Linked DNA regions of Homo sapiens: region 1 is linked to region 2. Evidence: chromatin loops called from intact Hi-C (ENCODE). Cell type or tissue: PC-3. All regions are shown on one strand. Links, peaks and the distances in the headings refer to the core of each region. The heading gives the core; the rest is flanking DNA. Region 1 overlaps MITF (melanocyte inducing transcription factor). Region 2 overlaps MITF (melanocyte inducing transcription factor).

Evidence for each region. Peaks named below come from ENCODE experiments on the same cell type or tissue, not always from the same donor. Only the 100,000 strongest peaks of a DNase experiment are listed, where the experiment ranks them.
Region 1: it touches region 2 in a loop (4-fold over the local background); 4 of 110 quality-filtered maps call a loop at or near these places.

Annotation. Positions count from the first base shown.
Region 1 is chr3:69,860,400-69,867,741 of GRCh38, reverse strand. All of the region lies in intron 1 of MITF (melanocyte inducing transcription factor), which reads right to left. Among named protein-coding and RNA genes, the nearest start is that of MITF, 120 kb to the right of the region's middle. RefSeq lists a cis regulatory region at 1,549-1,650 and a promoter at 1,464-3,666. In PC-3, for the core only: no CTCF peak of the experiment used is centred there; a DNase peak (open chromatin) is centred at 3,401; H3K27ac peaks cover 2,285 bases.
Region 2 is chr3:69,911,762-69,919,103 of GRCh38, reverse strand. All of the region lies in intron 2 of MITF (melanocyte inducing transcription factor), which reads right to left. Among named protein-coding and RNA genes, the nearest start is that of SAMMSON, 84 kb to the left of the region's middle. In PC-3, for the core only: a CTCF peak has its summit at 4,085 (motif pointing left); a DNase peak (open chromatin) is centred at 4,463; H3K27ac peaks cover 1,499 bases.

The sequences.
Region 1 (7,342 bases), core at 2,226-4,725, 51 kb after region 2:
TCATTTGTTCATGCCATCCATTATTAATATTAAAAAATTAGTAAGTTAGAGTATATTTTTGTAGAGAATGAATCACAAAGAGTAGACATCATCTCCCCAGCTAGTATCTCATTAATAAGGCAAAAATTTATAACATTTCTAGCATAGTGACATTTTAAACACATAATTATATATACTTTGTTTAGAAAATGCTCTAACATTTTATAGAGGTGAGTAATTAAGCTGTTATGACGACATAAAGAATGAAAAAAATCTAAAGTATCTGTTAAAACAAACTGCAGCAGAAATAGAAGCTCAAGAAGTTAGAAATCATTTTTAAAACTACCTTTTATAAGACCTTTTAAAGATGTATCTACTGAAAATGATGAACTTTAACCCACACTTAAACTTATGGTAATTATATTTATATTTTTTAAGAATCAAATTCTAAAAATAGATCTGCTACATCTAGTATTTTTCCATTATTCTTGCTGTCTTTAAACACACCTTCACAAGCTGCTGAACATAATGCCTTTCTGACTTAATCAGAACCTCTCCCATGACCCAGGAACGTTCAGTAAATAATGATTAAGCTCCAGAGGTAGCTTTTGCATAAGTTGATTTGCTTGAATGCCTATTCACTTGGGGACACAGCTTTTAGCACTGTTTTCAAATCTTATCACCTAACAGTGAAAGTAAATGTTAAAGGATGTGGGGGGAACTATACTCTGTTTAGTTTTTCTCCATTTTAATATTTCTTTGAAATTGCCATTTTTTAAACTTGTTCTACATTTATATGCCAGGCAGACAATTCTGATGTTTGGATGTCTGTTTCCCCTTCCAAGAGAAAAAAATCAATATACAAGAATGCAAAGAAGATGTTCATTAATGCAACTGTTACCATTCCACAGTCAGGAAAAAAAAAAAAAAAAGGTGGGGGGAGAAACCAAAAATTCACAGTGTTTACAATGGGAGAGTTTGGACAAATGTTACTACTGTATTAAACACACAGTTTTCCTGAAGAAAATCCTGTTTTATTCATAACAAAGCTGGGCTGCAGTCTATCTTGCAATCATAAATCAAGCTCTGCTCTAACTCAGATTTTTCAAGCAGTCGCGGTATTTTTGTCATTATTAACTTAAGACCAGTATTCAATTTTAAAGGAGAGGGCAAGGATATTGGGTTAGCATTTCTATCTACCACCCCCACCCCCACCCCCAAATTAGTTGTTATCCTTGTCATAGCCACCTACCAGAGGTTACAGCTGAAGCTGATTAAAGCCAGTGAGAAGTAACAGCTTCAGTATTTTTAACTCCCAATAAACCCTTCTCTTCCTTTATCCTCCCCCTTAAAGAGAAAAAAAACTGCTCCTCTTAAGTGGTCCCGGGATTATTTCCAGAATAAAACTTCACTTACAGATACAAGCTTTCAAAGGAGCATGGCATGAACATCTGAACTCTAAGCGCCTCCATCTTTTTTCCTTTAAGGTGTTCTGCAAGCCCTTGGCGAAGAGTGAAAGTCAAAGTTAGTTCTGGCACTGGCTGTGTCACTAGGGGTGGCTCCTGATAAGGCCCTGGAAACTCCAATCCAAACACAGCTCTGTGCTAGAACGGTGCCTGGTTTCTGTCTGCAACAGCAGACCTGTTTAATCCAGTACCTACTGTACCTGCAGGACAAAAACGCTGCCTCACACCACAATGAGGGCTACTCAAGGACCCAGGCACGGCCAGGGAGGCAGCCCAGCAGCCAGGCAAGCACCTCGGGAAGCTTATTTAGCCTTACCCAGCTCCGGTACTGGCTGAGGCTTGCAGAGACTGCACATTATTAGAGAACTTAAAAGGAGAGGTAATTTCACATACCAGTGAATTGTCAACACTTACTGGAGTCACAGAATCTAGGAGGGAGGACTGTGGAACTGCTTGTGTCCCCTCTCAGTTTGGGAGCTCTCGGGCATCAACTCATCACACAACTCTAGGTGTTTTGCATCTGTGCACAGGCATTTTTGGAGCTTGATAATTGAATATGCCCTCCTTGCTGACAGGCTAGAGATCCAAAACAGCATTCCTTACCCTCAGACCCCAAGAATATTAGGAGGGTTGTCCTTGCCCGGTTCTGGTGGAAGTAAAACACAAACTGCTCCTAATTATGGCCACCATCTTTCAGGACACACAAATCGTTAGGCCATAAACTGTGTATTCTTAAGACTGTCATCCAATCTAATTCTGAACACATTGGTATACAAGAAGAAAAAACAGCAATACATGTTCTCAAAAAACACTTTAAAATGCAGACATGACAACATCAATATTATCAAATATTCATGCAGCTCCTACAGGACTCAGCACACCAAAGATGCCCTACAGAGTTGTGAAAATATTGTATGTATGTTTCTCCCTACACACAATTCAAAGGTCATAACAAAGACATCTGACACTGACTAGCTGCATACACTGGGCAAGTTACTTCACCTCTCTGTGCCTACATTTATCTCCAAAGTAAATGGTTGGAAAATAATGCAACCTCTTCAGCCATAATCAAACTCAAATTACGTGATATAATGAAATTATCTTTTTTTTTAACTTCCCTCTAATGCTAGGAAATATCTAGCCAGGAGTCTCGGCCAAACTATTTCTGGTTCTGTTTATTCTCTGCTCATTTTATTCATTCTTTCTTTCTTTTGTTCAATAAATATTTATGGAACACCAACTGTGTCCCAGGCATTGTGTAAATTCGTGGAGTTTACAGTCTAATGGGAAACACATATTAAATAATCACATAAATATGTAATGAAAAATGTCATAACTGCTGCAGAGAGGTGAAAAAGTTAAAATTTAAGGGTCAGGAAAGGCTTTCCTTAGGCAGGGACTTCTGGTCTGAGATCTGAGTTGGGGAGAGGAGGAGTATAGAAAAAATGCTTTCCAGGCAGCAGTAACAACATATGTAAGAACTATGAGGTGGGAAGTTGGCAGGCAGACTCACTATCACTGAAGGACATAGTATGAAGGAAAAACATGGTGCCCGTGAGACCTACACAGTGACCAGGACCAGACCATGAAGGATCTGGTAGGCCAGGGAAAGGTCACTGATTCTGTTTCAAGATGAACAAGAAACCACAGAGAGATGGCAAGCAGGGGAACGATGAGCTCAGATTTGAGTTTTTAGAAAGGTCTCTCTGGTTGCTATGTTGACAGCCAACTAGAAAACTGTCAGAGTTAGCTACTGCAATAGTCCTGGTAGGAGGTGATGGTAGCTCATGGGAAGGGCAGATGTGCAAAGTGGAGAAAAGTGGGCAGATTGCTCGTAAAACTAAGGACCAATAAATACGATTAGAGGAGAAAGTTCATCAACAGCAGTCATTGAGCACTTTCTACATGCCAGGTACTGTACCAGGTATTGGGGTAAACAGATGACTAAGATGTTACACTATTTATCTTACTAACCTATCCCACCTCTCTTTTCCTGCCTCTAGCACAGTTTGGCATGAAAATCAAGAACATAGATTCTGACGTTTATTTATCCAGGTTCAAATCTCACCACTTACTAATTCTATGACTTTGTACAAATTTTCTAAACTTTCTGGGCCCCAGTTCTTTCACCTGAGAAAGGAGAAATAAGTGACTACCCATAGGTTATTGTTAGAACTGAAAGAGATGACAAGTAATGTGTTCAGCATTGTCTCTGATGCATAATAAACGCTCAATTTTTAAAAAAGCTCTTACAATTATAATCATGGTTAGTGCTACCTGTCCTGTATTAATATTGACCAATCTAGAGAACTAAGAGAAATGAGACAGAGTGAAAAAAACAAATGAAAAATCAAGAAAGTGGAAGAGCAAGAAATAAAGAAAGGATAGGGAATAACCATATCAGAAACTTTAAGGGATAATTTTCTAAAAAATCAAGCCAGGGACGGTGGCAGATGCCTGTAATCCTAGCTACTTGGGAGGCTGAAGTGGGAGGTTTGCTTAAGACCAGGAGTTCAAGACCAGCCCAGGCAATGGAGACCCCATCTCTTAAAAATAAATTTTAATGAAATAAAATAAATAAAAGTTCAAGCCAGATTTTCTCTCTCACCTTAGGCACTATTTAAAGCTGAGTAAACCTACAAGGCACTCGGGTACATCTTAGAACTGAAACTCTGATTTATTACATGCTCACACACAGGGAAAATCTGTACCCTCCATGAGTTCTCAAATATTGATCACGAAACCAATGGTATCAATTCCAGCCCTTCCCGAAGGGGACATAATGTGGTGCCAAATATTCCCCTGGCAGGTTCAGCCAGTAACATCACCTGACTTTTTATGTTGGACAATCCACCGCCTCAAGAAATATTTCTATTGACAATTTACACCAGTACTTTAGAAAGATCTACCTTACAGTACAGTTCTAAGGGAACCTTCTTGGATACAGCAATGAAACGTCCACTAGCAAATGGACCAAAGCTTGGCTTAAATATGAACACAGGCCACCATATACAAAATTCATGAGATGTTACGTGCATTTCCCAGCACTAAAATACTGCTCCTCAAGTCATCACCCAAATTAACGAACACATGTCTTCTGGATATCAAGAACCATGTCCGTTTGGTTTAATGTTGTATCCCTAGAACTCAGCAGAATAAACAGTCCATGGCTTGATGAATATCTTTAAAATGAATCAACGTAATATGTAAGCAACTGTCTTGGGCACATCTGTACTATTCAGATGTGTTTCCTGAGTTTGTATACATATATGTATATGCATATGAACACACACACACACACACAGAGGGAAAGAGAGATAGAGAGAGATACCCAAATCCTAAGTTTAAACACAGACTAAGAATTTGTAGTGTGGTTGGGGAGGAAAAAATAATATCAGAAAAACTAAGCACAAAATGCAGAATAAAAACATCACCAGTACTCCAGTGCTTCTGCAATAATAAGTACTACTCTTTGCCCTAAATTGCAGCAAATCAACTACAGTCATCAGAATTCTTACTGACCCTTTAAAAGCTGAACCTTAACTAAAATGGGATTTAAAGTAATCAACCATCCAAGTGACAGCCAACTTTTTCCTTGGAAGCTAAACTGGGTTTCAGAATCTTTTTGGAAGGAAAAATTCAATCACTGCTTTGAACAGGTTAGAAAAGAGATAAGGGATTTTACTTGTTATCCTGTCCAAGACTTAGCTGAAGAAAAGTAATGCTACTGTTTTATCATAGCTCAAAATTCTTCTTATTTTATTTAGGCATTAAATGTTTTATTGCCCAGCCCGAGCACACCATATTTTCTTATATTCTTTCTTTTGATAGTCATTTTTCTTTCCAGTAAACTCATACTTCTACTCAATAGCCCCACAACAGTTAACACTTGAGAGCTTACTATGTGCTGGGTCCTATGTTGGCCCATGAACTACACACAATTTAAGAAGCATCTACTTGGTCTTGGAATGTTTCATTATGATCCCAGCCAATGGTTCCCCAACCTGTCTTCCTATCAGAAGCACTTGAGGAGCCTTCTCCTTACCCCACCTCCTTAAAATAAATACAGGAGATTTAAGAAGTATAAAGTTCAAGGATCTTTCCCCAAACAAATGAGTGAGTGAGATTCTGCAGGGGTATGGTTTAGAATTCTGTGTTTCTAAAAAATGATTCTCATAGGGGTCTAAAGTGAAGTCAAGTCTAGAAACCACTAATATATAATATAACATTATAATATATATAGCTATATATAATATTATCTATGTAAATGGTCTGTTAAGAGTGGCAGGAAAATACTCAAGAATGGAAGCTCCTTTTATTTATTGAATAAAGAAGTTACTCATACATTTTAATTCTTTAAAATATCCATGTGGAATGTTCAATGAAAGCCTTATTGTGGGGTAATTAAAGAGTTTCATCAAAGTAATAATGAAACTCACAAAGTACTCTCAAGAGTAACACACACATCTCTTTTGTCCAGATGGCCTCACACTCACATTCTGGGAAAAGTCACATGCCACCGAAAGGCCCTTCAATCCAAACATTTATTAGTTTTCCCAGCATGTGTGTGAGAGGCACTGTTCTCAGCGCCATGGGGAAGACAAGGATGAAGATGCAAGAGGCTCTGCTTTCCAGGCGTTCACTCCAGAGAAACCCAAGACTCACACTCACATGCCAATGGGAAGAGGGTACAGGGAGGACAGAATGCTAGAGCCCTCTTCTCTCTCCTCTGCAACTCCTTCCCTGGCCTGGCGCCTCCTGACCTGGCAGATGATGTTTTGCAGGTCTTATATTTCTTCCTCAGAGAGGTCTTCCCAGACCATCCTTCCTAAAGAAGAAACATCTCCTTTTGTTTTGTGCTCTTGAAGCAAGCTTCTTTCTTTTATAGCACTTAATTCAACTTGTAATCCTTTTATTTATCTATTTGTCCTGTGTTCTTAAGGGCAGGTTCCTTGTACTTACCTTTTTCTCAGTGCCTGGCACATAGTAAGTATTTAAATATTTGCTGGATAGATGGATAGAAGGAAAGAAGAATGCATGAATGACTGACAAAAATGAAAAAAGGTCAGATAAGGAAGGATCTATGAAGTATAATTTGAGGGTAGCATTTAATTAATTATGAAGAAAGTCAATAGTCATAAATGGGATATACAACTGTGTACTCTTTATTTGCAAGCTTTTAGTGGCTGAGCACAACTCACTTTCATGCAGAAAGTATTGGGGTACAAATTTGCAAGGAACTGGTCCAGCGGCTCTAATTTGAAACCATCACAGCATGACTGAAGAAAATTTTTAATGACTACCTACTTGCAGAAATAACTGTGCAGTAGCACTCACTCACGTTTATCTCTTTCATCCTGTTTCTATTTTTTTCTCCTACCAAGAACAGATCTGCCTGTAACAGTGATATTACAGCATCCTCTCAAAGACAGCTCATTGTCCCCGGAAACCAAGGAAGCCCTTCAAGGTTGAAAAGGGAAATAAAGAAGAGACTAAGATGACCCCACATAAACCTGATTGGGATGCAGCCCAACATTATTAAAGAATGGTTAAGATATTTATACAAACATCCAGAAGGAAAAATTAAATGTTTTTAAAAACTGTTTCAAAGAATCTGTCCAGAGGATAAAAATATAGTCTACAAAGAGGCATCTCAAATTCTGTCTAAAGTGAATTTTTTTTTTTTTTTTTTTTTTTTTGAGACGGAGTCTCGTTCTGTCGCCCAGGCGGGAGTGCTGTGGCGCGATCTCCGCTCACTGCAAGCTCCGCCTTCCGGGTTCACGCCATTCTCCTGCCTCAGCCTCCCGAATAGCTGGGACTACAGGCGCCCGCCACTGCGCCCGGCTAATTTTTTTTGTATTTTTAGTAGACACGGGGGGTTTCACCGTGGTCTCGAT
Region 2 (7,342 bases), core at 2,990-5,489:
AAATATGGGATGATGCAGTTATACCTTTACCACTGAATATGCTTAGAAAGTCAACCTTGGATGTAAAAGAGAACGAGCGAGAAGAGACAGAGAAAGATTTCTTGAAATAATAGAAATGACTATGGAAAAACATAACAAAAGGCTAAATAATGCAAAATTTTTTATTCTTTTTCCCTAATATAGAACATGATTATTTACTTAACAACAAGCCATGCCATTTTCCATATTCAAAATAGTTATTGGAGAGTATGAGAATAAGTTGTAACAATTCTCACCCTCTCCCTTCAGAGAAAAGAAAATAAGAGAGGAAGGTTAACTTTTATTGAGCATCTCTTATATACAAAGCATAATGCTCAAGCCTTTTCATACATTAATATTTCTTGATGCTCACAATGAATGTAAGTGCTACCACTAGTCTCACTTCACAGATGAGGAAACTGAGGGCAGAGGGTTACATAACTAGCTTGATGTGACTTGCCTGCTTTCATATAACCAGAGATCTGAACCCTGATGTGCTGGACTCCAAACCAACCAAATATGCAGGATGCATCGTGGCTTCATTTCTCAGAGGTAATCAATGCACTGCTATCAGTGATATGGCAAACATACTTATTTTAAAAGTCCCAAAATTGTTGTCACAAAAAGGAACATACGAGAGAAAAAACACCAAGGAAATTTTATTGAATTCATCTTGTCATCCTTAATACCAGGAAAAGACACCAATTTTATTACTTTCCTTATTAAAAATATAATGTGGGCCAGGCGTGGTGACTCACACCTGTAATCCTAGCACTGTGGGAGGCTGAGGCAGGCAGATCACTTGAGGTCAGAAGTTCGAGACTAGCCTGGCCAACATGGCGAAAACAAAAAATTTAGCGAGGCATGGTGGTGAACTCCTGTAATCCCAGCTACTCAGGAGGCTGAGGCACAGGAATCACTTGAACCCGGGAGGTGGAGGTTGTAGTGAGCAGAGACCATGTCACTGCACTCCAGCCTGGGTGACAGAGTGAGACTGTGTCTCAACAAAAACAAAAACAAAACCCCAAAACCCATAATGTACATGACTGGAGAAAATTTAGAGAAAAGGATGAGCAAAAGGAAGGAACAACATATAACAATCCCATGCTGAGAAAAAAACTCTGACAACATTATGGTATTTGTCTTTCTATTGATCAAAGTGGAATTTTAATGTGGTCCCCAACCATGCTAGCAGAACTGGAGCAAAAGTTGTCTTATTCAAAAACAAAAACAAAAACAAAAACAAAAAACAGTCTCTATCTTTTCTAAAGGAGGATCTATACATATCCCTAAGACATAAAATGTACCAACCAACCTGCCCACCAAGATCCTGAAAGATTATGTCTGGTTTAACCTCTGAGAGTACAGTTCAGATCTGGATTATTAATTTAAATTACATTTTACGATTCTTGACTCTTTACATGTTGTAGGATCCCAATTCCAGGGAATACTTGCAGCTACAAATAGCCCTTTGCTAGATTCCAAGGGATAGAAATGGAATCATCAGTGGGAAGAAGAATATAAGGAATGTTATATAAGGAGAGATTTAATGCTGAAAAACCCTATGCTTTTCCCCAAGCCTTCTGATTTTGCTACACTAATTCCTCTTCAGCACCATACCATGAATGAACCACCCTCATCTAAGAGCAGAATCATAAGCCAGGCTGACTTTAAGGGCTAAAGATGTCAAAAAAAAAAAAAAAAAAAAAGGAGGCAACTGTATCAAGTCAAATATCATCATATTTTCATATTTCAAAGTCAGGGATGGTAACCAATACCTAAGAATTTCCCAGTCCCAAGTCCTCAAACCATGCATACTAACCTTAATGCCAGTAACTTAAATATGCACAAAAGAGACTTTTCGGTCATTATTCCCAGAACCAGTCTATTGTGATTTTTCAGATACACCCACACACATCCATTTCCAGACTATAATATCACCTGCTCGATTTAAGCCTCTAAATGTCAGGTCAGATGTCCTTCTTGTTTTTCTTGTTTTTATACCCTGTTACTTAATATGCTGCCCATCATGCACTGGACATATAATATGGACACTTAGTGTCCAACATGTACTAGACATGCACTAAACATATGTCAAATGAACAAGCAACAATACCAGAATCTTACAGGAGACAGAAGGTATTCTAAATATTAAAAATGGTAGACTGGCAGATTTACCAAGGGGCTAACTAATACACCATGATGTGTTTATTTTATGATAATATCACTTAATTCTACAAGAATCCACTTGTAAATACCGTAACTGACTCACAACATCCAAGGTAAGGAAAATATTCTGATATATGTAATCGTGATGAAATCGAAACTTTTTACTTTAAAAAATATTGAGGTCAGTGTTAACAGTCATATGACAGTCATAAGTTTATTATGATGTGCATCATATTACCTTGTTTAGATACAGGATATTTATTATTAGGTCATTTATTTGTTTTCCTAGTATTAAATTAAAAAGCAGTACTTTTTAGTAAATATTTGCTTAACAAACATAGCTTGCCTACATAAAATGTTTAAAATTTTTTAAACAATCCCAAATTTAACTCACTCAATTCCGAACTTGTAAAATTTCACATCAAAAGGAGGACTGTGTTTGTGTTTAAGTCAATTAAGGAAAGGTATAAATCAAGTATACTAATTTTATTATTAAAGACTCAAGGGTTGATAAGATTTCCTTCTGGGTTCTGAAGCCCCAAATACAACATTCAGATGCCAAAGCTTTAGATGTGAACACGTTCATAAAATTATTTTTCAAAATAATGAAAATTTATCAGTAATCTCTGACATTAGAAGAATGGCAAAATAAGTCAGTTTATTTGAATTATTATGTGATTATTTAAAATGATATATGTGTATATAGCAACATAAAAAAAGACACTGAAAATAAAATGCAGATGTAAAAGTATAAAATCTATGATTGCACAAATGTAAAAACATATGAATAGGAAAAAGACTGGGATAATTTTATTTTAAAATAGTTTTGTATCAGAACAATGGAATATGATGATGTTTTCATGTTTTCTGCCTTTCAAACTTTCTAGCATAATTATTGTAATAACAATTTGGCAATTGCTTTGGCTGCAGAATCATCCTCCTACTCTAGAAATGAGAAAATGCAGGTGTTCCTTTGCCAGCCTCCCTTGCAGCTAGGGAATGAACATGTGACTGAGGATCCACCAATCAGGTGTTCTGCACTGGACTCAGGTGTTAGAGATAAAGGATAAGGAAAAGGAACAGGGACCACAGGGAGTGGGCAAGGCTGTGGGAAGACTGAATTATTGGTGCAATAGAAACAGAGAAGCAGGCTTCCATTGCTCTCCAGACCAATTCTGCAGTGTGTTAGAGGTACTGCTCCCGGTTCCAAGCCTGGTCTTCTTACTGCCTAGCAACTCAGCAGGTAACCCAATACCCTGTCAATAAATTCATTTTCTTTCAAAATTAACAAAAGTTGCTTATTGTTGCTAGCTATTAAAAACTCTGACATAGGGTTATGGTTTTATTAATCCTGTAAATACAGGCATTAGGTTATAAATATATATATTTTAAATAGGTACATATTTAAATATATATAAATATTTGTACATACAAATATATATATGAAGTGGCAATATCATTCATTAATTTTCATGTATTAGGATTTCTTTATACAAACAAGAATTGTGTGGTATGATTCATTTTTATTATGCTTATGATATATATTCTTGTGTTTAAAGGAAATCTATTATAGACTCTGGTTTAGAAAATAATTTTATAATACAGAAAATCTCAAATGAATGGATTCTCTTAGATTTCTTCCCATTGGAAATCACTGCAATGAGATTCTAACATTTTTCTCTAGGCTGTATCTTACAATCAAATGTAATATGTGGAGACAGGTAGTATCTCTACTGAGCTTTAGAGAAAAGTGTGATTGATTTATTATGCTTAATAACTATCTCTGAATCTACGTAGTATTGCACAGTGATTGACCTACAGAACACAAGGGTTCCTTGTGACATAAAGGAATACACTTCTCGTAAGGTGTTTACATTTCATTAGAACCTATGAAGAACCTACTAAACTACGTTTTATATCTCCCCCTTGTGCTTAGTGGAATACATTACTCATGGCAGACATTTAATAAATATCTATTCAAATCCTGACTTTATATGAACTGTCCTGAATTGCTTATTATTTTTAAAGGTGGAGCCCTCCACTTCCTCTGGAATATATCTGTAGAGTATAATGGCCTTAACTGCTAAAGGAAAAAAGTCAGACAAAATGAGGTCATGGGTTGCAAAGGAAGAAGTCAGGCTCAGGATTCCTCTTCTTAATCTCCTATTTTAACAACCAGGCAACTAACACAGCCCATCCCCCTGAAGAACTACCCAGCCCTTGGCAATCACCCTTTCTCGAGTACTTACTCATCCAACACCGCACAATGATGACATCAGCCCAGTGCTCCAGGGGGGGACAGGTAGGTGTCACTACTGCCAACTCACAAGTAGATGAAGTATCCCAAGCCAGAAGAAGCAATAATTTGTGCAAGTACAGACAATAACTGCACGATGAAGTGGCAGGTTCATCTCCTGGGGAGTTTTCCCAGCATGACCCAATTGAAATATCCTCTTCTGAAATATAAAACCGTTCCTCAAAAACAGAGTTGTTCAGGCTGGGTGTGGTGGCTCATGCCTGTAATCCCAGCACTTTGGGAGGCCGAGGGAGGCGGATCACCTGAGGTCAAGAGTTCAAGACCAGCCTGGCCAACATGGTGAAACCCTGTCTCTACTAAAAATACAAAAATTAGCCAGTTGTGGTGGCATGTGCCTGTAATTCCAGCTACTCAAAAGGCTGAGGCAGGAGAATCTCTTGAACCCGGGAGGCAGAGGTTGCAGTGAGCCAAGATCACACCATTGTACTCCAGCCTGGGTGACAAAGTGAGACTCCAACTCAAAAAACAAACAAACAAAAAAGTTCCATTCTAATAGCATGATTTAATGGGTATATGAACTATGTGTGTGTGACTGTTTGCCTGTCTAGCAAAGAGGCAGTAGAGGAAGGCAACCACAGCAGAAATAAATGGAAAAGCCCATGAAAACAACTTCTACTGAGAATAAGCATTTTGTTAATTCACATTTCAAAAAGGAAGAAAATTCCCCTTCTCATTTGAAGTGCCATAATCCATTGTGTCACAGTTAATAAAAAGCACTATATCAAATCTAGACTGCATTTCTGAAAGCCTGTTACAGCTTTATATCATCTTGAATATGGGAAGGTTGAGTAGGCATCACCACCAAAACAATTCAAGGGCCTTCGTTTTATCATGCTATTAATACGTTCGTTAGGATGATGTAAAATCACTGGCCTAGTTTACACACCCATGCAACCAGGGAACTACCTGGCTCTCCCTTCCTGTCCAATGAGCTGTGCTATTATTTATATCTGAAAAGAGTAGACTGCACCATCATAAATGAGATGCAGTCAATCACTATGTGTGATGATCAGGCACCTCAAGGGCTGAAATCTGAGTCACCTTCATGCAAACTCAACTGTGCACCATTGTCACTGCTCCATTACCTCAGGTTTCTTTGGAGTCTTAGAAAAACCTTAGATTACTAAAAAGGCAAATGAGATCTCTCAAGGAAGAATTCATCTCCTAAAGAAAAATAGTGGTATAAAACATGAAATGCAATACATGACGTGCTTCCTTCATATCTTTAGGTGGAAGTGTCATTCAGACATCAGTAATACTACTAACACTGTACATTAAAAATGAGAAAACAAGCTCATCAAAAAATCCCAAAAGAATAAAGACAAATATAAACAAATACAAAAAGCCCCCACTCCCTACTCTCTCTTATCTCTACTCTTTAATTAATTTAAGAGTTTACATGCATTCTCTGCTTTATTTATAGGCTAATTCAAATAGAATTAAATAAAATATAATTATATATCTATATACATCCATTCAAAACAAACATCTGGTTACATGATACATATTTTTCTGCCGCTTGCTTTTTAAATAATAATAATATATCCTAGACAACTTTCCATGTCAACACACCTAGATCTATCTTTCTTTTCAAAAGCAGCCACCAAATGTTCCATTTTATTACTAAAAATTTTAAATCATTCCCAGATTCAAAGGCATTTCTATTGTTCTCAATTTTCACTATGGTAAGTAATGCAGAATTGAATATTCTTGCATTATGAACATACTGGACCTTTATATAGGCTTTCTGGAGTGTGGGGTCTTTGAGGTAGAGGATAGTTGGCCAAAGAGACTGCCTGTTTTCCATGTTGAGAGATGCAGCCCAAATTCCTTGCAAAAAGCAATTCTGTTTATATTCTAACCAACAGAGGATCCAAGTGCCCATTCACCCACACTTTCCCCAACACTGACTCTAGCAGGTTTGTGAAGCTTTCTAACAATTTCTGTGTGTGGCTTATAGAATGATGATCATACTTTCTTTGGTAAATTGCATGAGGCTTGGCTTCAAAGAAATCATAGGCAAAGTTCCTGTCCTAAAAGATTATGATAGTATGAGGGAAAATACCAACAGAGATGACTAGAACATGTGCAAGCAAATACAGTGATGGCAAGTTTCTGATGAACACCTTGGTTGAGATGCGCCTCATTACTTTTATTTCCCTGAAAGTATTCCTTACCTTTTTTGTTAACTTTTAAAATTTGTGGTAAATGATAGAATAGTCATTGTTCTGTCTCCCAGAATGAAAAAAAACCAAAAATATTACCATGTTTGCTTTGTATTAAATATTGAAGACAACAATAAGCCCCATAAGTTCCCTGCTCTCCCTCCCCAGAGGCAACTATTACCCAGAATTTGATGTGTAGTCATCCAATCCATGTGTTTATGCTTTTGCAAGATAGCACCTATAACTTTGTGTGATTTTCTTCAAAAATTACATACTTGTTGACCATACATGTGCTTGAACAAACTTGCTTTTATCACTCAATATTTAGTTTCTGAGATCTATCCATGAAAAAACACACCCATCTAATTCATTTATTTTCTCTCCTTTATGATGTGCCATGTAATCTACTCCCTTATTGATGGGCATTTAGGTTGACTGCAGTTTGTTGCAATCACAGATAATGCTGCAGTGAACATCCCCATGTTTGTCTCCTTTATGGCTTCTGCAGGGTGTAAGCCCTGAGGTGGAATCATTAAATGGTAGGTTGCACACACTGGAAACTTTATTAAATATTGCCAAACTGTTCTTCAAGGTATTTGTACCATCTTTGCTCTCACTAGCAATGTATGAAGGTTCTGATTTCCTTTTCTCTCCAAACATACCATTATCAGGC